Regions from separate parts of the Homo sapiens genome. Here all the other regions are linked to region 3. The links are chromatin contacts, found by Hi-C or POLR2A ChIA-PET in ENCODE. All regions are on one chromosome and are shown on one strand. Each heading gives the region's core, a stretch centred on a gene start or an enhancer-like site at or near the end of the contact. The rest is flanking DNA. Distances are from core to core; before and after follow the strand shown. Region 1 holds the start of TOMM20 (translocase of outer mitochondrial membrane 20). Region 2 holds the start of COA6 (cytochrome c oxidase assembly factor 6). Region 3 holds the start of LINC01132 (long intergenic non-protein coding RNA 1132). Region 4 holds the start of RBM34 (RNA binding motif protein 34). Region 5 has its middle 31 kb from the start of LINC03108. Region 6 has its middle 22 kb from the start of LINC01348.

What was found. Hi-C counts contacts between places; a loop is a spot of excess contacts on that map. ChIA-PET counts read pairs that join two places held with the same protein, here RNA polymerase II (POLR2A). Pooled maps may share reads with other maps.
Region 1: a loop to region 3 is called in a pooled map, with 5 times the contacts of the local background. The contact joins the promoter of TOMM20 here to the promoter of LINC01132 in region 3. A Hi-C loop is called at or near these places in 7 of 50 pooled maps. POLR2A ChIA-PET finds 5 or more read pairs at or near these places in 3 of 52 experiments (GM12878, HEK293 and MCF 10A).
Region 2: a pooled map shows a loop between it and region 3 (6-fold over the local background). The contact joins the promoter of COA6 here to the promoter of LINC01132 in region 3. A Hi-C loop is called at or near these places in 9 of 50 pooled maps. POLR2A ChIA-PET finds 5 or more read pairs at or near these places in 4 of 52 experiments (HEK293, MCF 10A, activated CD4-positive, alpha-beta memory T cell and 1 more).
Region 4: a loop to region 3 is called in a pooled map, with 5 times the contacts of the local background. The contact joins the promoter of RBM34 here to the promoter of LINC01132 in region 3. A Hi-C loop is called at or near these places in 7 of 50 pooled maps. POLR2A ChIA-PET finds 5 or more read pairs at or near these places in 3 of 52 experiments (MCF 10A, T-cell and activated B cell).
Region 5: a loop to region 3 is called in a map of CD8-positive, alpha-beta T cell, with 13 times the contacts of the local background. The contact joins the enhancer-like site here to the promoter of LINC01132 in region 3. A Hi-C loop is called at or near these places in 9 of 168 maps with a recorded cell type or tissue (CD4-positive, alpha-beta T cell, CD4-positive, alpha-beta memory T cell, CD8-positive, alpha-beta T cell and 4 more), 23 of 37 single-sample maps with no recorded cell type and 17 of 50 pooled maps. POLR2A ChIA-PET finds 5 or more read pairs at or near these places in 27 of 52 experiments (AG04449, AG04450, BJ and 19 more).
Region 6: a map of sigmoid colon shows a loop between it and region 3 (7-fold over the local background). The contact joins the enhancer-like site here to the promoter of LINC01132 in region 3. A Hi-C loop is called at or near these places in 4 of 168 maps with a recorded cell type or tissue (MCF 10A, lower leg skin, prostate gland and 1 more), 2 of 37 single-sample maps with no recorded cell type and 13 of 50 pooled maps. POLR2A ChIA-PET finds 5 or more read pairs at or near these places in 12 of 52 experiments (AG04450, GM10248, HEK293 and 7 more).

The regions. Positions count from the first base shown.
Region 1 is chr1:235,126,554-235,130,220 of GRCh38, forward strand. It overlaps TOMM20 (translocase of outer mitochondrial membrane 20), which reads right to left and starts at 2,284. Exons shown (of 5, transcript NM_014765.3): 1 at 2,042-2,284. The coding sequence starts at 2,162. SNORA14B (small nucleolar RNA, H/ACA box 14B) reads right to left here and starts at 1,384; the gene lies at 1,250-1,384. It overlaps LOC105379283 (a long non-coding RNA gene), which reads right to left and starts at 1,648. Exons shown (of 2, transcript XR_949295.4): 1 at 1,076-1,648; 2 at 366-416. RefSeq lists enhancers at 2,012-2,231, 2,462-2,561.
Region 2 is chr1:234,371,391-234,374,705 of GRCh38, forward strand. COA6 (cytochrome c oxidase assembly factor 6) reads left to right here and starts at 2,066. Exons shown (of 3, transcript NM_001206641.3): 1 at 2,066-2,288; 2 at 2,840-2,999. The coding sequence starts at 2,077. It overlaps COA6-AS1 (COA6 antisense RNA 1), which reads right to left and starts at 2,203. Exons shown (of 2, transcript NR_125961.1): 1 at 2,033-2,203; 2 at 1,417-1,820. RefSeq lists enhancers at 1,254-2,078, 1,900-2,449.
Region 3 is chr1:234,722,198-234,726,037 of GRCh38, forward strand. It overlaps LINC01132 (long intergenic non-protein coding RNA 1132), which reads left to right and starts at 1,845. Exons shown (of 3, transcript NR_038856.1): 1 at 1,845-1,885; 2 at 3,026-3,481. RefSeq lists enhancers at 1,062-1,624, 2,189-2,751, 2,752-3,315.
Region 4 is chr1:235,159,962-235,163,519 of GRCh38, forward strand. It overlaps RBM34 (RNA binding motif protein 34), which reads right to left and starts at 1,289. Exons shown (of 11, transcript NM_015014.4): 1 at 1,213-1,289; 2 at 932-1,106; 3 at 550-686. The coding sequence starts at 1,265. RefSeq lists enhancers at 1-256, 543-1,742, 1,444-1,623.
Region 5 is chr1:235,009,900-235,013,193 of GRCh38, forward strand. No RefSeq gene overlaps it. Among named protein-coding and RNA genes, the nearest start is that of LINC03108, 31 kb to the left of the region's middle. RefSeq lists enhancers at 1,815-2,404, 2,003-2,297, 2,248-2,748, 2,415-2,484, 2,695-2,874. Within about 2 kb of position 1,357, at least 26 of the 41 ENCODE cell types and tissues checked have a DNase peak (open chromatin) inside an H3K27ac peak, as active enhancers do; they include CD4-positive, alpha-beta T cell, CD8-positive, alpha-beta T cell, GM12878 and 2 more, where a contact is called at or near this core.
Region 6 is chr1:235,046,090-235,049,774 of GRCh38, forward strand. No RefSeq gene overlaps it. Among named protein-coding and RNA genes, the nearest start is that of LINC01348, 22 kb to the right of the region's middle. RefSeq lists enhancers at 1,290-1,339, 2,053-2,347. Within about 2 kb of position 2,207, at least 29 of the 41 ENCODE cell types and tissues checked have a DNase peak (open chromatin) inside an H3K27ac peak, as active enhancers do; they include endothelial cell of umbilical vein, prostate gland and sigmoid colon, where a contact is called at or near this core.

The DNA of each region.
Region 1 (3,667 bases), core at 1,034-3,533, 400 kb after region 3:
CAGCACTTTGGGAGGCTGAGACGGGCAGATCATGAAGTCAGGAGTTCGAGACCAACCTGGCCAATATGGTGAAACCCTGTCTCTACTAAAAATACAAAAATTAGCCTGGCATGGTGGTGTGCGCCTGTAATCCCAGCTACTCAGGAGGCTGAGGCAGAATTGCTTGAACCCGGGAGGCGGAGGTTGCAATGATCCGAGATCACCCCACTGCACTCGAGCCTGGGCGACAGAGCGAGACTCAAACAAACAAACAACAACAACAAAAAATCTCTAGCATTCATCAATTACCATGTGTGAGGAACAGGACTAAAACTCTACACTATACCATTTTACAAAAAGGGAAAACTAAAGCTTGAAGTTACTTGCCTAAAGTTACTGCTGCAGCTAAGTAATTCACTGTAATCATTAGGTTGCCGCTAAATCCAGAAAAAACAATTTTAGATTGAAAATGATGGAGAAGTTATTTTGAAATAACATTCCTCCATTTGTCTAAAATGATAGCTCTTGTTTCTGCAACAGGACTTCAGGGTTTCCAACGGAAGATAGGGTTAATCCATTCTTTATAACTCTGCATTTGTACCAAAGCCCCCAGCTGTCACCCATTTTGGCAACTACAGGACAATAACCCGAAGGCAGAATGACCACCAGCATTTATGGAGGAGCATTTCCTATGTCAGAAAACGTGGAAGGCAATTCAAACATCTCAACCTTCACAAGATCAACAAGAGGTAGGTGGCATTACCTGATTTTACAACTACAGAAATTAGGATTCAGAAACCCCAAATTATGCCGCTAACCTGGCCCTAGAAATTCAAGGTCTGAATGTAAAACAGTATTCTATTAGTCTGCCTAGTCATAAATCAAATTATGTCTATATCCCTTCCCTCCTAAAACATAAGAAAGCTGGAACTAGATGTCTGATTCTTAGTGCTAGTAAGATCAGCGCTGCAGTCACTGCTCACACAGGGCTACTGAACACTTGAAATGACTTAGTATAGCTGAATTAAACCGTAACCACTGTTACTTAAGTAAACAATAATCCCTTCTTTGTACCCCTTGGGCTTTAGTAACTTACGTATCAATTTTAATTCCAAAAACTAATTTGGCTGAACAACCAAGATAAGCCAAAAAATATTTCTTATTGCAACAAATTTGCTCTTCAATGATGCGAATGAAGATTCTCCGAAAATTCAAGGTGGATCACAACGGTTTTCATGACACGATTCCCCTCTGGTAGACCTCTCTTAAAAGATGTCGCAGGTATGAAATAAGACTGAGCCACGGGAGAAGCGCAGCCCTTTGGACTCCCCTGCAATTTCTATAGCATTCACTCATATCTTGGAAGCACTTAGAACGAAGCTACCAAGAGGGTTTAAGAATGCAGCAATGAGCCAGGCGGATCATCTGAGGTCAGGAGTTCGAGACTAGCCTGACCAACACGGTGAAACCCCGTCTCTACTAAACACAAAAAATCACCGGGCGTGGTGACGCCCGACTGTAATCCCAGCTACTGGGGAGACTGAGGCAGGAGAAGCGCTTGAACTCGGGAGGCGGAGGTTGCAGTGAGCCGAGATCGCGCCACTGCACTACAGCCTGGGCGACAGAGCGAGATTCCGTCTCAAAAAAAAGAATGCAACAATGATACTGCACTGAGCATGCGGATTTAGCCTCAGACTAAAATTTGCGACAAAAATGCACGACTTTTTAGTTAAGAGTAGAGGTTTAAAAAGATGAACGACAAAAAAAGAGACAACCTCCTCCCCAGGCCACACACACCCGAGATTGCAACAGAAATCAAGAGTGCATTTGCACGGCTAAAGTGTCTGGGGAAAACAAAACGGGAAAAATCCTTCCTCCAAAATGGAATTCCTACGGGGCACTAGAGCCCCCGGAGCGGCGCAGCCAGCGCCATCGCCTATTGAGGGCCGCACCACGCGGTCGCCCTGCGCGGCCCACAGGCTGGTGGGAGGCAATGACCCCTCCTGTGAAGGGCGGCGGCCGAAGGCAGCAAGCCTGGCCAGGGGAGAGAGGACCCACTCACGTTCTCGAAGCCTGTTCTTGAAGTTGGGGTCACTTCGTCTTTTGCGGTCGAAGTAGATGCAGTACCCAATGAAAAGGGCCCCGCATACACCGGCGGCGATGGCGCTGTTCCGACCCACCATCTTCTCTACAACGCTGAGCGTGGACGGTGGCGGCAGGGACCGCGAAGGAGCGGTGGGCCACGAACCCTCAGAGCGGTCGGCGCAGCTCACACCCGACGGCCGCGGGCCAGGAACACAGAAAGGCCGAGCACACGCCACTTCCGGTCCCAGTCAACTAAGGGCCTCGAGGTCGTCCGCGGCAGAGCCTGAGCAGAGGCCCAGAGCGCGGCTCCTGCGCCTGCGCAGTGGGCGAAGCCGGCGTTTCCCCTGCGCCGCTGGGTGTACGCACTGGAGTCGGGAATTTGCACGTGACCACGGACTTTTTTTCATATCCGCCGACCATGCTGTAACGAGGCGTACGCGTTACTGGCGTGCACGTACTCAGAAGACTAGCTGACAGCCTTGTTTGTGGCAGACAGAGATGCAGGGTCCCAGACTGCGAATGCTTCATCTTGTCTAACACAGGCAGCCTGTGACTTGTTTGAATTAAACTGTACTTTCTTTTCAGGTTGCCACAATCCATTGTGCGTAGTGGTTCCATTTCAAAAGAATGTTACAGGATAGCCTCATTTTATGATAACTGGAATAAAATTAAATGGAGTAATTTCTTGAAAAATATACACAATTGAAGAAAAAATAGAAAACGTGAATTGTTTTATAGCCACACGAAAACATACACATGATCAGGCCAGGCGCGGTGGCTCACGCCTGTAATCTCAACACTTTGGGAGGCCGAGGCAGGCGGATCACTTAAGGCCAGGAGTTTGAGACCAGCCTGGCCAACATAGTGAAACCCTGTCTCTACTAAAAATACAAAAATTAGCTGGCCATGGTGGCCGGGGCCTGTAATCCCAGCTACTCTGGAGGCTGAGGCGGGAGAATCGCTTGAACCAGGAGGCAGAGGTTGCAGTGAGCCAAGATCGAGCCACTGCACTCCAGCCTGAGTGACAGATCAGGAGTCCGTCTCAAAAAAACAAAATATATATATATATGATCTAACTTAAGATATTGACAAGGAAAATCGTGGGCAGAAAGCAGGCATTAAACAGACACTGTAAGTTGAGGGGTATCGAAGTCAAGCATCAGTGTCAAGAGACATTGGAACCAGAGCTACCTTACCTTGAATAGGGGCTGGGTAAAATGAGGCTGAGACCTATTGGGGCACATTCCCAGGAAGTTTGGCATTCTTGGTCACAGGATATTTACAGGGAAGGGAACAAGTTAATAATGTTTACCTAACAGACCCAGGAAATGTCCTGATGTCCTGATATCTTAAGAACAAAAGCATTCTTAGTTTAATTTTCCCTTTAAAGATAATATTGATCCTTGCAGAAGACAGTAGTTACACAGGATTAACAGTCCTTTGACAAAGACCAGGCAGTGTCTCACACCTGTAATCCCAGCACTTTGGGAGGCCCAGATGGGCGGATAGCTTGAGCCCAAGAGTTCAACACCAGCCTGGGCAACATGGTGAGACCCTGTCTCCACAAAAAAATTAAAAACTTAGCCAGGCGTGGTGGCACACA
Region 2 (3,315 bases), core at 816-3,315, 350 kb before region 3:
TTGCCAATTTTAATTTTTCTTTTCCAAAAAAAATCAACTTTTGGCTTCTTTCAACCTATTCTATGCTGTGGTGTGCTAGTGAGTTAGCTCCAAACATAAAATCCTGGCTTGTTGATTTCCATAGTGTAAACAGTCCCATCATGGTTGACTTCAAGCTACTTATTTGAATTGGCTCCAAACATAAAACAAAATCCTGGCTTGTTTGTTGAGTTCCATAGTGTAAACAGTCCCATCGTGGGTGACTTCAAGCTACTTATTTGATGTTATTGATCATGGAGTTGCCAAGAGGTGTGCACAATTGGCTCTCCTATGCCAGTACAGGCTGGCTCTGGTACACCACTGCTTTTATTTTCCATTTCGTTAATTTCTGCTCTTAACATTATTTCTGTCCTTCTATTTTCTGTCTTATTTTGCTGTCCTTTTTCTAACTTCTTGAAAAGGGATTTTCAGCTCAAGACTTTTCAGACTCTTCTAATACACTTACTTATGGCTATAAATGTCCCTGTAAGTGCTGCTTCAGTTTCATCCCACAGGTGTTGCTATTGTTATTTTATGGTTCAGTTCAAAATATTTTCTCAATACCATTGACTCTGTCTCTGTGTTATTCAGGCTTGTTTTTACAGTTCTTTATTGATTTCTATCTTAAATGCACTGTAGTAAAAAATGACAATTATTTCAATTTTCAAAATTTCTTGAGTTGCTTTATAACTAAGTATGTGGTTGACTGTGGTGATGTGTCTGCTTTCAAAAAACTGTACATTCTGATTTTGGTCGTGTTGTTCTGTACATATTAATTGCGTCATTTTTACATCATGTTATTCACGTTTCCTATATCCTTAACTTTTCTCTTGCTAGTCTTAACGATTAGTGAGAAAGTCCTGTTAAAATTACCCAATATGACCAGGCATTTTTTTTCTTTGTAATTCTGTCACTTCACTTTGTTTCATATGTATTTTTCATTAGGTACTTATAAATTTTAAATTTAAAACACATTTCCTTTTTAGACTCAGAAGTCATCTAAGACTCTTTCCTTTCATTCCTTTTATATCCCATCAGTCATATTTAAAAGATATCTATATGTAAACTGACGTCAATAGACATGATGTAAAAGAAGGGGGTGGCTCTGGTAAAGCTAAAGTAACTCCACTATGAGAGTGCATTAACTATGGGGGAAATACTTTCTATATTGCAGAACACATATTTGGTGGTACGTAGCCTCACATCGCCACCCGGAAAAGTCTGCATATATTGAATTTGGAATGGATCAAACTGCACTGAGTGCAAAATTGTAAATTGCATCTTATATAAATGTTTTAGAACTAGATGATGGAGCAGATGGGATCTATTAAGAGAACGGGGTGCCAGATGACTGACCATAAACATGCTTTTTAATAAAGACTCTGCTGAGAGATTAACTCATATATTTTCTAAAATTTTTATTTCTTGTTCATTTTGTTTCTAAGATATTCACTCACATATTAAAAATAACAACGTCTCAAAACATTTGAAGCAACTCTCTTCATCCCTTTTAAAAATACCTTGCTGTTTCGGGGGTTAAAAAAAGCCACAAGGGAGATTAAAACAATACAAATATTTATTTTCCCAACTCCCCTGCCATGGGTTCTGGGACGTCACCGCCTCTTTCTGGGGCCCGTTTCATCCTTTTCTTTTAATCCAAGAAGCGATGGTGTTGTGCGCCTGTAGTCCCAGCTACCTGGGAGGCAGGCTGAGGTGGGAGGATCTTTTGGGTCCAGGATTTTGAGGCTGCAGTAAGCCGTGTTCTCACCACTGCACTCGAGACTGGGCGGAAGAGCGAGACACTGTATCAAAAACAAAACAAAACAAAACGAGAAGGCATCGCGGCTCTGTAACACTCCGTCCAGCTCTCGCACTCTCAGATGCAAACTTCCACACAAACTCCTCGGCTCGCCTTGTCCCGCGGGACTAGCATATCAAGCCTTCCGGGACACACCGTGCGATGATATATACGTATATACCCCTCTTGCCCTTGAAGGCCGGAAGTCGGTCTTACAGATAAAAGCGAAACAGGAAGTCCCGCCCCTCTATGGAAAGTAAATGGTAGCTCGGAAGGGTCAAAAGAGTCCGCGGTTTCGCCGCGTGAGTTGCTTTTTGCGGCTGGGGAGGTCTACGCTTCTAGAGCTTGAGCCAGCGGGGCGACCCTGCAGTGGCAGGACTCGGCACCGCGCCCTCCACCGCCGGTTGGTGGCCTGCGTGACAGTTTCCTCCCGTCGACATCGAAAGGAAGCCGGACGTGGGCGGGCAGAGAGGTCGGCTTGCTGATGGGTCCGGGTGGGGCGCGCGTGGACTATGGGCCCGGGAGGTCCCTTACTGTCCCCGAGCCGCGGGTTCCTCTTGTGCAAAACGGGGTGGCACTCCAATCGCCTGCTTGGTGATTGTGGCCCCCACACACCTGTTTCTACAGCGCTTAGGTTCGAACAGTAACCCTGTAAACTAGGCACTGCTGTCCCCGCTTTACTGGTGGGAAACGGGCTCGGAGAGAATAAATGAGCTGCCCTAAGCGACTGGGACAGAACCACAGTTCTCAGCCGGGCTTTCTGAGCCCACGCTGCCGCCCCAGCAGGGATCAAATCACACAGTGTGAGATAAGCCTCAAGAGCGGGTGGCCTTATGCTGCCACTGAGAACTGATTGGGTTCAGTTGCCTCATCAAAATCCCTAAGCATGGTTTTGTTTTGTTTTTGTTTTTTTTTTTTTTTTTAGTTTTAAAGGAAGAGGAGATTGACGGTTTTCCTCTTTCCTTATCTTCTCTTCAGATTACAAAGTTCATTGTTAATCTCAAATATTATTTTGGCCAACAGCTTCATCGCAGTAGGAATGGCAGCCCCATCTATGAAGGAAAGACAGGTCTGCTGGGGGGCCCGGGATGAGTACTGGAAGTGTTTAGATGAGAACTTAGAGGATGCTTCTCAATGCAAGAAGTTAAGAAGCTCTTTCGAATCAAGTTGTCCCCAACAGTGGGTAAGTCACACTTTGATGTGTTTCTCTTCCCTGTTAAGATACATCGAGCTTATACTGTGAGTGGTAGGCTGACATGAAGCGCTCTCTGAGGCATGTCAATTAACAGTTTCTTTGAGGCGCAGAGAAAACCTTGCCTGGTAATTCAGCCTTATTTGACGCACTTACATCAGCTAGATCTTTGGAGAATGTCAACTGACACATTAAAGAGCATCGAAAAACACAACAAACATATGAACAGTAACCAAAAAATTCCAGTTCATTTCACTGGTAGACTTTTCCAGGATCTTCTGAAGGGGTAGTATTTAATCTTGGGCAG
Region 3 (3,840 bases), core at 595-3,094:
TCAATGGATAAGAATCTCATTTCTAAACTCTTGGATCCAAAAGTATGCCTCTTAGGATGGAATCCTTCTGTGGTGTTGGTTGACAGCTTTTTGGGTTTTCTGAAAAGCATGTGTCCAGTCCATTGTTTTTAATCTCCCAGGGCTGGCGTGGGGGTGGAAGGAGCTGGAGGAAGAAACCATGCAAAAATCCATTTGGAAGCTGCAAATCAAAGCTAATAGCCTCTCCTGATCTGCTCACACACGGTGCCCAACCGGTGTTGTAGAGAGGAAGAGGAAAAGATTCCCCAGACATGAGGACAAGTGTAAGGCGAAGGGCTGGAAAGGGGAGGGGAGCTCGTGTCAAGAGGGAGCTGGAACTCAAGTGGGGAGAGGAAAGGCAGTGGGAGAGAAGAGAGCTCCTTCGTGGGCGGCCTCTGCGACATCTGCCCCAGGGGCCTAACGCCTCCCTCTGTGATGTCTCTGCACCCAGGCTCTGTTGCTGCTTCCTCAACCATTATTCTCATTTGGGAAGGGAAAGAGTGGTTTTATAAAACCGGTGTCCACGTGAAGGCAGCCATCCAGTTGGTGGAGAAATTTTCCCCACATAAATTAGATTACTCCAAGTCTAGATGGTTCCTAGCCCCTAGTCCTTCTCGCTGAAGACGGTACAAGGAGGGTGGCAAGGCAGAGGTCTGGAGGGAGAAGAGTAAAAAGCTCCTTGTTTGCGTTAAAACAAACAAACCCCAAGATATGCCAGTTGTTTCAGAAGGTGAATTCCTACTTCAGGTAGTCCTTAAGAGTCACCAGAAATCCAGGAGCGAAACTGCACTGAGATTCCATTAACTGTGAAAAAAAATAACAAAATAAACGGGCCACACAAAAAGAAGAAAACCGGCCTGCCCAACGAGGGCTGCGGAGTGCAGCCAGAGTCCCTTGTACCAGTAGATCATATTGTGTCCATTTAATAATAATAAGAAGGGGCACCCTCCGCGGAGGCTTCACCCAAGGAGTCCTGTCCCACCCGCAGGCTCGGGCGCCCGCCTGCAGACCTCGGACGCCGGCCAGCGTCTTGTCGTGCAAGGCCGTCCACAGCCAGCATGGCCTTAATGAGCCCATTTCAATTGAAATGAGATCAATACTACTCATTTTTCTCTTGCTGGCTCCCGAGTGATTCATGAATCTGAAAACTAGTTCATGAATCAGAGCAGGGTGGGGTGGAGGGGCTGGGGCGGAGGCAGGCAGGGGAACATTTGTGCAGTCGGCAAACCTCGATTCCTTTAATGAACCTAGCCATGAGTTGCATAACGCTGGCCTGCCTGCTAGTTTAAAACAGTCTTTTCGGAAGCAGCTTTCAGCTTGACTTATTCACCTATTTTCCTCCTGGAAAGGGGAAGAATGACACTGGGTACTGATTGTGTGTCTGTCTGTCTCAGGGAATACTTTTTTGCTCTTCGTGTGTGGAACCGTAGGGGCTTCCCTGGACAAGAACGTGTGTCCATGTGTGTGTGCATACATGTATAATGGTCTTTGTGTGCACATCCTCTGTGTGTGTGTGTGTGTGTGTGTGTGTGTGTGTGTGTGTATGAGTGAGCAATGTGTGACCGGCCTCGGGCCCTTTAAACCTGAACAGGAGCCAAGTTCATTTCTCAGCGGAGCTTCATAAGGAAGCACGAGCTGGGGCAGTTGGAAACCACATCCCTGTGAGTGCTGATTACAGCCTACTAAGGAAAATGAGATTTTTATCTCACAGGAATTCAGTTATAAAAATAAAATACAGCGTCTGGCTTGATTCAGCTAAATGTACAAGCACTAGGGTGTTTTTAATTTAACAGAGAAGCTGGACAAGAAGAATGACCTAAAACATTGCATTTAAAGAAAGTCAGAGGCGAGGGGGAGGCTACAGGAAGTGAGTGGGAGTAGAGATGTGTGTGTGAGAGAGAGAGAGAGAGAGAAATGGAGGGAGAGGGAGGGAGGAAGGGAGGAGGGAGGTGGAGAGAGAGAGAAAAAAACCACCCTGCTGGCAAATGAATGCAGCAGGGATGATGTCATTGGAACAGTTGGAGGAGAGAGGAGAAAAACAACTCGGAGCTGTGCTAATCCTGTTTGCTGCCCTGAAGGGAATGGAAGGCGGCCAAGGCAGGGAGTTCTGGGAAACCATATAAGGGTGCCAAACAAGCATTGCCGCCAACATTAGGAACTGACAGCTTTGTTCTTTGTAACTTGGCTGCCCGCCAGAGGCCTCATTTCAGCTCTGCGGCATGATTACCCTGGACGGCCGCCAGCCCCGCGCTGAGAGCTCCTTTTCTTCTCTCCGAGCTTTTTTTTTTTTTCCTCTTTCCCTCTGCCAAACATGCAGCAGTTACCATGGCAGTGGAAAGTAAAGTTTTAAAAAAACACAACAAAGTAGAGAGGCACGCCTTTATCCAGATGTGCCACATGAGCAGATAGAAAAGGCAGTTCACCTATTCATCGGGGCCTTTGACTGCAGAAGAAAACACTGGGGCACTGGCTGTCAAGTTCGGGAGGGAGGTGACTCCAGGATAAACAGAGCAGCGAGCAGCCCTGGCTGCAGACAGAGAGGGGCTGGCTCCCAGGCCCTATTTTCCTTCCCTCTCTCTCTCCCTTCCTGGGGCATTGTGGAGTGCGTAATGTGAAACGGAAAATGTCATGATTTCCACTGGGAACGTGTCCACGGTTTTGAGAAAGCTCCAGAAACTCAGGTCCATAAAGCACTGAGGGGAGGAGGAAGGGAGGGAGGAGAATGGGCGGTCACAGTGCCCTCTGGTCACCAAGGTGAACCCAGCGAGCAGGAGCCAGTACGTGGCTGTGGCCCAAGCCTCTGCCTGCTGCTGGAGCATGGCCAGGCCGTCGTCGTAGGGTTGCAGGCTGTTCGGGGGTCCTGGGTCCCACGGAGCCCTGGGACCTGAGGGACAGGGATGTTCCCTTTTCCCCCTTGGAGGTGTAGCCAGTAGTTTGGCTTTACAGGGGGACTCTGTGAAGAGTCCAGTTCCCTATTTTTAATCAGGTTCATTTTTCACCTGCTTAGAAAGTGGAACATCTCCTGAAAGGTGACAAGTCGTGATCAAAGGCAAGTCTCCAGGCAGAGAGTTGGCAGGTTTCCGAAGCAAAGGTTACTTAGAAGTGGAGGCTCCACTGCCAGCTTCCCCCCGCTGCAAAATCTGACACTCCTCACCCTCAGGGTTCAGCAAGATTCTCGGAAAGGCCTTTTCTGATTCTAGGAGGTGCTGCAGCAGGAGCTGACTCGGCCATTTCCTGGCCTCTTTAGTTGGAAGATGACAGAAAGGCGGAAGCAGGGACTGCTATTGTGAGGCCCATGGCAGCCTTCCTGTAAAACAAATTGGCAAATTGTCACCTTCAGATGGACCACAGCTGGCCCTCTGAACAGCCCTCCTTGGCCTTTCCAGAGTGTACATGATTGTGTCCCATGTCCAGGGAGAGGACAGAGCCACCAGGAGGGTCAAGGTCGTGGAGGGAAACATGGGTGAGTAAGAGATGGACCCCAGAAATCCCTCCTCATGCTCCTCCCTGCTGTTATCACAGGCCTTGGCTGCCTTTCTCAGGAGGCATTCCCAGCTCAGAGTTGGGTATGCACTAAGTTAAAGCAAAGAGGGCCCTACTGGAGTGAGGGCAAGGGGACTTGGTTGACCTCCTTTGGGGATGTTGCGAAGCAGACCCATTCCCGCCCTTGCTGGCTGGAATGCCCAGTCCTTCCCTGCCTCCCCGGGCCCCACACACCCTGGCTGACACCTGTGCTGAGGACATGGCCGAGGAGAGCTGAAAGGAGCAGAGGAGGGGAGAAACGTGTACCAGTTCCCATACAAACAGGACCCACAGGCTTGG
Region 4 (3,558 bases), core at 39-2,538, 440 kb after region 3:
ATGAGGTGGTAGCTGGGCGAGGTGGCTCACACCTGTAATCTCAACACTTTCGGAGGCCGAGGTGGGCAGATCGCTTGAGGTCAGGAGTTCCAGACCTGCCTGGCCAACATGGTGAAACCCTGTCTCCACTAAAAATACAAAAATTAGCTGGGCATGGTGACGCAGGCCTGTAGTCCCACCTACTCAGGGCCGAGGCAGGAGAATCGCTTGAACCTGGGAAGCGGAGGTTGCAGTGAGCTGAGATCACTGCACTCTACTGCAGCCTGGGCGTGGCATCAAGACTCCATCTCAAAACAAACAAAAACAAATAATGAGGGGGTATATGAGTGGGGTAAAAATACAAAAAGGTTAGCCAAATATTAGTAATTGCTGATGCTGAGTACACGGGGTTTCTTAGCCTTTTCAACTTTTCTATATGTACTGGATTTTCCATAATAAAAGTTTTGAAAGAAAGTAGAAATATGAAATAAAACTGACGAATATTCCAAGTATAGGAATGTTAATTTACCATCTAATTTCTTTAACATCAAATAAGAGAATTTTACCAACCTGTCTGCCAACTTTTTTTCTGCGTTAGTGTGTTTCTTCTTCGCTTTCACTTTTTTGGCAGGTTCTTGCGAAAGTGGTCTTTCAATCTGGGATGTACTTTCTTCCTCCTCATTCCGTTTCGTTTTTTTGATGGTTTGCTTTTTAAAAGTTTGAAGTTATATTTGAGACCCCATACTTCTAGAATTCTGACCCTAAGCCATAATTCAGTCTTTCTAAATGAGAATCTCTTCTCTCTCACTGGTATGTAAGAGTCATGAAAGGTTACTTAAAATGAATCCTGTCTGCCCCCTTTAGAAATCACGCTTCACGCGGTAGGTAAGAAGATTGCTTTGTATGTAAGTGGTTCTAACGAGCTATTCGGGAAGAAAGCCCAGTGACTTACTTTAGGCACAGGCACGTACACGGGTTGAATCTGGGGCTCCAGAGAACTGAAGAGGGACGCCAGCCGACCGGTGCCACCTCTGGAATGGTGTTCGCCGCGAAATAAGCTACTGGCGACCTGTCCAAGCCTGTAGTCTTCCGGCGGACTCCCGCGAACGCCGTCGTCAGGATTCTCTCTAGAAATGGACGACAGAAACTCAGCCACGCCACGCACCACCGCTTCGCCAGCACGAGGGAACGTACAACATCCCTCCCCAGGTACTCGTGCCGCGCGCCACTCACCCCTCCTGGACACTTCTCTTTCTCTTCCGTTTGCTCATCCCTTCCAAGGCCATTCTTACTCCAAAGACTCCCAGACTGCAGCTGCGCGCCAGCTCGCACTTCCGGGTTCCGGGCACTTCCGCTCTCTGGCCACGCCCCCTCCCCTCCGGCAGTCGGCCGCCGGGCGGCGGCGAAGGGAGGCGCTGGGTGAGGGAGCAGGTTTGTCGCCGTCGGTTGGTGGTCCTCGCCGTTTCAGAAAAGCCTCATTTTGGGAGTGAAGGACGTCTTCTGGGAGTGGTTGAAGCCTGCAGTGTGAAGAATCAGCCAGGCTAGGAGCGGGGTGTCCACCCAAGCCGAGAGAGAAACACGTAGAATACTGACTTGTTGAAAAGGAGGGAGGGAGGTTTGGCAAGAAATGCGGTTAGGGGTGAACGCAGTGGGGTGTTTACAATTTGCTAATCGCTGTGAAGAGTACAAAGGAATTCTTTGTACTCTTCTTGCAACTTGTCTGAAACATGACATTATTCCAAAATAAAAACCACAACTCTAACGAGTCACGTCAACATACAATTCGAAAGATTGTAATGCGGACCTGCTATTCTACCTGGAAAAGTAGATACTTGGCATTCAAAACGCTTCAAGGTGTTCTCAGCCCGTCTTCCCAGACTCATCTCCCTCCAGCCCCTGACATTCTAGCCTGCTTTCTCCACTGCCTCTACAGTTGTTATTCCTGTCCCCTCTGTTGTAATTGCCCTCCTCTTTCCCCTTCTGCAAAATAATGTCCATCCTTCAAGGCCTACCTCAGATACTGTCTAACTTAGTATTTCTTTGCAGCCAGGTGCGGTGGCTCGCCTGTAATCCTAACACATTTGGAGGCCGAAGTGGGAGGATTGCGTGAGGACTAGGAGTTTGAACCAGCCTGGTCGATCTAGCGAGACTTATTCTCTACAGAAAAGAAATTAGACGGGCACCTTCGCGCTCGGCGCCTGTAGTCCCAGCACTTTGAGAGGCTCGGGCAAGAGGATCCCTTGAGCCCTGGAAGGTCGAGGCTGCAGTAAGCTGTGATCGCATCACTACACTCCAGCCTAAGCGGCAGACCCTGGCTCAAAAAAAAAAAAAAAAAAATTCTTTGCTATTTACAATAGGGATATTTTCCCAAGCCCCCATGGTACTTACTATAATCATTTTTGGTCTGCTTTAGTGTTAGTTACAGTCTCTTTAGATGTAAAGGCAAGACAGTAAGGATTATGTTTTATTCATCATGTATGCTGTGTCTCTATTAGCTGTACATAGTGAATATTTGTTAAATTGACTCTCAGGGTAATAAAAGATTACTAGTTAAATCATCCAATAGTTTGAGTGGCAAAATAGGATTTGACTTTGTTCTTATTTTCTTTCAGACAAGGTGTTGCTCTGTCACCCAGACTGGAGTGTAGTGGTGAGATCACGGCGCACTGCAGCCTTGACTTCCTGGGCTCAAGCCATCCTCCCACCACGGAGTAGCTGGAACTGCAAGCAGCAGCACCATGCCCAGCTAATTTTTTTTTTTTTTTTGGAGACAGAGTCTCGCTCTGTCGCCCAGGCTGGACTGCAGTGGCGCGATCTCAGCTCACTGCAACCTCCGCCTCCCGGGTTCAAGTGAGTCTCCTGCCTCAGCCTCCCAAGTAGCTGGGATTACAGGTGCATGCCACCATGCCCAGCTAATTTTTGTATTTTTTTAGTAGAGACCGGGTTTCACCATGTTAGCCAGGCTGGTCTCGAACCCCTGACCTTGTGATCCGCCCACCTCAGCCTCCCAAAGTGCTGGGAGTACAGGTGTGAGCCACCGCGCCTGGCCTTTTTTTTTTTTTTTTTTTTTAAATAGAGATTGGGGTTTCACTGTGTTTCCCAGGCCGGTCTTGAACTCCTGAGCTTGAGCAGTCCTCCTGCCTTGGCCTCCCAAAGGGTTGGAATTACAGGCGTGAGCCACTGCATCCAGCCAGGATTTGACTTTGAGTCTTTTGGGGACAGCCTAAGCTTTTTGAAAGCTACTCAACCAAGTTGACTGGGAATATATGTGACTTTTACTTCCCCCTTCAGAGAAATTTATGAAAAAAATCCACAATATTCAACTGCTCGGCCCTGGGTTTTGATTACTGGGCCCCTTATTTTGGTTTCCCATAATCTTGATCTTCTGGTATTTCACAAAGATGAAGAAAGCTTATCCATACATGCATGCGATACAACTCAAAAATCTGTTCTATCCAGTCCAGTGAAGAAATTATATTCTATATTTCTAGAATTATAGAATTCTATTCTGTGTATTTTTTGAGACGGAGTTTCACTCTTGTTGCCCAGGCTGGAGTGCAGTGGCACGATCTTGGCTCA
Region 5 (3,294 bases), core at 107-2,606, 290 kb after region 3:
CCAAAAGCTGGGCCACTGAGCAGAGACCTGCCTACATCTTGAGGCCCACACAAAGGTCTTGTCCCAAATAGGGGAGCCATGGCAGAGCAGGGATGCTATGGAGGGAGGAGGCAGCCACAGGCAGGGCTTGGGGATAGTCTGGAAAACAGAGAATGAGAGGAGTCAGGGCAAAGAGGCGAGGTCTGTGGAGGTGCCGCAGGAAGGCGTTGGGCGCTGGCTGCAACTGAGAGCTGGGAGCTCAGGAAGGCTCAGGTGGCTGGACCCGGCCAGGGGGCAGACGCGGAATAACAATGGCCTTCCGTGAGGGCAAGGCCATCTGTAGCAAAATGTCCACCCTCCATGCCAAGCCTCCCACCCAAACATCCCTTCTGATTTCCCATGCTATGAGGGCCTGAGCACCGGAGCCCTTGGAGAGAAGATCCATCGGAGGCGGAAAGGTGGGGGGACCCACGTGGCTCAGGTTAAACTTACACCTGGCTTTGCATGGAGAAGTCTTGGCAAACTTCTGAACAACAAATCAAGTTACAGATGGCTGAAACAAACGGTAGTTTCCCAGGAGCCGCTGAGACCATCAGCAGGAGGCCTGTAGACTTTCATCCAAGTCAGACTCAACCATATCTTTCTTTTTCCAATTTTTTAAAAATTGTAGTAAGTAAAATACACATAACAGAAAATTTACCATCTTAACCTTTTTTTTTTGAGACAGCGTCTCACTCTGTCACCCAGGCTGGAGTTCAGTGGTGCGATCTCAGCTCACTGCAAACTCCGTCTCTGGGTTTCAAGTGATTCTCCTGCCTCAGCCTCCCGAGTAGCTGGGATTACAGGTGCCCGCCACCATGCCTGGCTAATTTTTGTATTTTTAGTAGAGACAGGGTTTCACCATGTTAGCCAGACTGGTCTCAAAACTCCTGACCTCAAGTGATCAGCCCGCCTCCGCCACCCAAAGTGCTGGGATTACACGTGTCAGCCACCGTGCCTGGCCTCCATCGTAACCATTTTTAAGCACGTTGTTCAGTGGTGTGACATGCATTCCCACTGCTATACAGCCATCGCCGCTAACCATCTCCAGGCACTTTCATCTTGTAAAATTGAAACTCTGCACCCATTCAACAATAACTCCCCACGTCCCATTCCCCTCAACTATATCTTTTTAAAGTGCTTTTCCCAGTGAAGTTTCTAACATTGCTAAAGAACATAAAATATAAAAACATGGCCATGCAGCAGGGGCTTTTTACCCTGCAGAATGCCCACTAAACCGTTTCTGTATGTTTAATTTTTTTAACCAAGGAAGTAGGGGATGCCCAAGATTTGGTCCCCAAACCAGAAAGACTGTGGGTTCCTTGCATCAAGCCGGGGCTTTTAGTCAACTCTCCCATGGGGACTCTGTTGGCCCGCTCCACCTCGGGTGTTCCCCCGCCCCTGCCTTTTCCTCTCTCACCTCCCCCATCCACCCCTCTCAGCCTTGCAGTCGACCTGCCTCTCCTCTGGTTGCTCCGTTTGTAGGGAGGGTCTGCTTGAAGGGAGTTCCCATTCTCTCTCACCCAGAGTCAAGGCTCTTGACTCTATTGTACCTAAAAAGCTCCTGAGGAATTTGACAAGGCCCCACCCTCAGAGATATGGGGTGAAGCCCAGGAATCTGTATTTTTAACAAGCATCCCAGGTGATCCTGATACTTGCACACACCCCCACACACACCCACGCCGACTACCCACACACTTCCATGGCCCAGAAGTCTGCAGGACCCACAGCAGGTATTCGGGACTATTTGTTCAATCCACACCTGAGTCGTTGCACGATTATGCTCAAGTCCCTCGGAACACCTCGCCTGCCATCTGACAGCTTCCCATCCAGAAACCACACAGTACAGTAAAAAACAGAAAAAAGAAAGCCGTTAGACCCCAGTGAATGTTATTTTTAATGAAAGTGGTGCATTTTGACTCACAATGTTGAAACCAGATTATAAATGAGTCATCAGTGAATCGACCACAAAGAGCCTTTGCGGAGGTGATTTACAGGAGAGCTCTGATGTCTGCTGTCCCCTGCACACGCTTCACAGAGATGCTGTCAGACGCAGAGCTGGTCTGGGGCATCTGTTGCCGCGTCAGCTCAAAAGGATGCTGTGTTGTCACCAATGGGATTCCCCAGCCCAGGCGGTGTTGCGGTCCCACCCACACAAGGAAGGCGGCCATCACTGAATAATGCTTGTGGTTACATCATCATTGCTGGTTTCCAGGTAGTGACTAGCAGATACTGGAGAGAGACAGGCCATCTGCTCTTCCTGTGCGCCTCAGCTCCTCCCTCATACCCACATCCTCTCGCCTGGTCTTCTAGAAGCAGCCCCTATGCAGACAGACCAGCAGGACTGAAAGCTGGACAGACTCGAGCCGGAGAGCCAGGTGGAACAACCTGGCCAGAAAGAGTCTGGCCGCAAAGAGTCTGGCCACAGCCCCACTTTCCTCATCTCTAAAATGTCCACATGGCTGCCTGCCCTGCCCGGCTCAAGGGAATGTTGCAAGGCTCTCATGGAAACCATGCTTGTGAGGGTTTTGAGGACTATCATAGCCCGTCCCAAGGTCAGAGGACAGTAGAAAACAAAAAACTTGCTTTCAGAGGGTGCTTTCACCAGTCAGCAGCCTCTGCCCCGGGCAAAGCCAGACAACTAAAACGGAATGAATCCGCAGAGTAGGGTGGGGATGAAATTCTCCACCTCCAACCCAGAAAGGAAACGCCAATGCTCATGTTTCCCCTTAGAGAAACAGGCAATGTTTGAACAGGAACAACGACGCCAGAGGGTCAATCCACACACAGAACACTCCATCTCCATGCCGATGGGGGACTGACTGTCCTGCTGCTGAACTGCACCCCTGGGGCTCTCCAGGACACTCCACTGGTGGCCACACTCAGGAAAATAAAGAAAAACCTTCAAAAGGACCCTTCTGGCCATTCAGAGAATGCACAGGCCTGCTAGCTCCTGCTTGCCTGCTCAGAGCTGCCTCCACTGGGGCAGGAATCTGCAGCCAAGAAAATCCCTGACAACCCCAGGGACAGAAGGGTCAGTCTGGGGGACCATCGACCAACCCAGCAACCCAGATTAGACTGCTCCACCAGGAACTCTGTGTCCAGAGAGCAGGATCTGCCACAAGCAAAACTAGGCCTCATTTACTATTCCACAATAGCAACTAGAAAGCATGTGACCCAGAAAACCTTCAAAGAAGGCCAGAAATTCATTAAATCTGAAAAGAAGGGAAGAAGGGCGGGGGAGAGGAAAACACTGCTTAGCAAAGCCAACTGAAT
Region 6 (3,685 bases), core at 957-3,456, 320 kb after region 3:
TGGGTGTCAGGCTGCAGGAGGCTGATGAAAGCCCCAACCGTGTCAGGCCTAACCCCTGGAGCCTATAAATGTGGCCTTATTTGGAAAGAGGGTCTTTGCCAATGTGATTAAATGAAGGATCTCTGGATGGGGAGATTATCCGGGATTAGCCCTAAATGAGATTACATGAACCCTAAATGCAGTTAGCCATTTCCCTACAAGAGAGGGGTAAAGGGAGGTTTGCCCAATGCAGAGGAGACGGTGATGTGACGCAGAGGTGGGGACTGAGTGATGCGGCCACAGGCCAAAGGTTGTCGGCAGACACCACGAGCCGGAATCAGCAAGCTGGGGATTCTCTCGACAGCCGCGGAAGGAGCAGGGCTGTGCCCACACCTTGATTTCAGCCCCCTGATCGTGGTTTTAGACTTCCGTCCTCCAGGACTGTGAAAGAATAAATTTCTGTGTTAAGCATCGTAATTTGTCGTAATTTGTTAGAGAACCACAGGGAACTAATGTACAGGATGACTACTGCCTGCTTTTTAAATTATTTTATTTATTTATTTATTTATTTATGAGACAGAGTTTCACTCTTGTTGCCCATGCTGGAGTGCAATGGCACAATCTCGGCTCACTGCAACCTCTGCCTCCTGGGTTCAGGCAATTCTCCTGCCTCAGCCTCCTGGGTTCGAGCAATTCTCCTGCCTCAGCCTCCCAAGTAGTTGGGATTACAGGCATGTGCCACCACACCCAGCTAATATTGTATTTTAGTAGAGATGGAGTTTCACCATGTTGATCACGCTGGTCTCGAAATCCTGACCTTAGGTGATCCACAAGCCTCAGCCTCCCAAAGTGCTGGGATTTTGGGCATGAGCCACCACACCTGGTCCTGCCTGGTTTTTTTAAATAAATTTTTGTGTGTGTGGACTGGGCACAGTGGCTCAAGGCTGTAATCTCAGCACTTTGGGAGGCAGAGGCAGGCTGATCACTTGAGGTCAGGAGTTCAAGACCAGCCTGGCCAACATGGCAAAACCCCATCTCCACTAAAAGTACAAAAATTAGCTGGGCATGGTGGCGTATGCCTGTAATCCCAGCTACTCAGGAGGCTGAGGTAAGAGGATTGCTTGAACCCAGGAGGTGGAGGTTGCAGTGAGCTGAGATCGCACCGCTGTACTCCAGCCTGGGCAACAGAGTGAGACTCCGTCTCAAAAATAATAATATTTATTTTTGTAATGACATGGGGTCTCACTATGTTGCTGATCTTGAACTCTCGGCCTCAAGTGATCCTCCCTCCTCAGCTTCCCGAAGTGCTGGGTTTACAGGAGTGAGCCACCATGTCTGGCCCTGCCTGCTTTGATGCCAGAACCAGGAGCATGCAGTGGGTTGGGGTTGGCCTCCCTCCCAGAGCTTGCGGGGGCAAGCCACACAAGAGGGTCAGAACCAGCTGAAGCCACACAGAGAGGTAACCAGCATGAGGTCTGCTAGGGGCCTGACCTATAAGACCACCTGGAGGGGCAGAAACCCTAGCAGCAAAAAGCTCGAGGTAAACCCAAGGGACCAAAGCAAAGAGTCTCAAATGATCACCAATAAGAGACTCCAGGAAGTGCAGACCCACATGGGAGCCCCGGCAGGAGAGAGGGCAGCTTTCAACCACAGCCAGACCCAAAGGATGCACAGCAAGCTGCCCATGCACCTACTCGGGTGAGAGCTGTCCTGGGCCCTAAAACCCCTCACCCAGCTCCAACCTTGGGAGAAGGGGCACAAGGAGCCACAGGAAAGGACAGAAGCCAGCCTCATCCCTTTCCCATGCAGACTTCCAGCCCTAAGCAGCCTCAGCTGGAGCAAGAAGAATGGTTTGAAGTTTTGACTAATATCTTGGCCTGGACATTGAAATTCCAAATGGAGACTGGTTTTTTTTGTTTGTTTTGTTTTGTTTTGTTTTGTTTCCATTTAAAGCAACCATCAGACAGACTATTTCCTAAGAGGAGCAGAAAAGTCCAAGCCTGCCAGGGTCTGGGAACATGAATCCGGCTGAATAAACTTCAGAGGGGCAGCACAGGACAAAAGCTAAAGTCGCCTTCCAATTGCATTGCAAGCTGTGCTCGTTCCACACACCGGTTGCACACAGGCTGGTGAAAACATCTTCAGTGGAACTGAGAGGAGCCAAGTTCCCGTGAAAGGAAAACATGCAAATCTGTTTTCAGTATCACTTTTAAGCTTCCTGAGTGGAGTCTTTGGCCTGGAATGACTCGCATTGACGTCAGCCCGAGGCAGCCATATCGCAGCAGCTGCCATCCCTTCCTCACCCGCGGCCTCCGGGGCAGAAGACACACTGGTTTTGTTTCATGGGAGATTAAAAACAGTTGCTGCTGTATCCATAATTCACAACCCCTGTGATCACCGGGGCCAGGAATACTGAGCAAAAAGCACAAGGCGTCCACATTAAAACCAAGGGCAGCCGGGCGCAGTGGCTCACCCCTGTAATCCCAGCACTTTGGGAGGCCAAGGCGGGCGGATCGCCTGAAGTCAGGAGTTCAAGACTGGCCTGGTCAACATGACGAAAACCCTGCCTCTACTAAAAATACAAAAAAATTAGCTGGGCGTGGTGGCTCATGTCTTTAGTCCCAGCTACTTGGGAGGCTGAAACACAAGAATCGCTTGAACCCAGGAAGCGGAGGTTGCAGTGAGCCGACATCATGCCATTGCACTCTGGCTTAGGTGACAGAGTGAGACTCTGTCTCCAAAAAAAAAAAAAAAAAAAAAAAAACACCAGGCCTGGTGCGGTGGCTCATGCCTGTAATCCCAGCATTTTGGGAGGCCGAGGCAGGCAGATCACCTGAGATCAGGAGTTCAAGACCAGCTTGGCCAACATGGCAAAACCTATCTCTACTAAAAGTACAAAAATTAGCTGGGCGTGGTGGTGGTGGGTGCCTATAATTCCAGCTACTCAGGAGGCTGAGGCAGGAGAATCGCTTGAACCCAGGAGGCGGAGGTTGCAGTGAGCCAAGATCGCGCCACTACACTCCAGCCTGGGCGACAAGAGCGAGACTCTGTCTGAAAAAAAAAAAAAAACAAGGGGAGACCCATAAAAAAGATGCCAGAGATGGGGATCATGGTCAGCTGGGACCCCGCCCAGGGCACTACACGCTTGCTGGTTCTCCTGAGCCTCAAGGCGATGGGATCTACACCACACATCTGAGGCTCTGATAAACTGCTGGAAACATGGGCTTATGCATGATGCTGCTTTGTTTTACGGCACTCTGTGAGGGAGACAGGGCAGGTACCCCACAGCCCGGAATGGACTCCTCTTGCCTCTGGTCTCCTACCAGAGCAGCAGTCCCCCAGGAGGAGAAAACAAGCTCCTTCCCAGGGCTGCACTGGGGCTGGTGGCAATGGTGGCAGTGTCGATGGTCATGTGGCCTGCCTTGCACTGGTGGCCAGGACCCTGACTCTACTTTGAATCTTCTGGTTCCTTCCAGCATCCAGGACAAGGCCCTGGCAGTAAAGCCCAGCTCCACACGGCTCCTGCAGCATGGAGCTGGTTCTCCTCCAAAAGTCCTGAGAGATGTATCATTTATCAAGCTGGTAGATAATTCTGCCCCTTTCTGTAGTGCCTCTCAGACATATCCCATAGGTAATTGTTGCTTGAAGCCTCTATTAAAATGTGAGGCGACAGAAGCCAGTAGACTGTGTATCCCTTTCCTTCGTT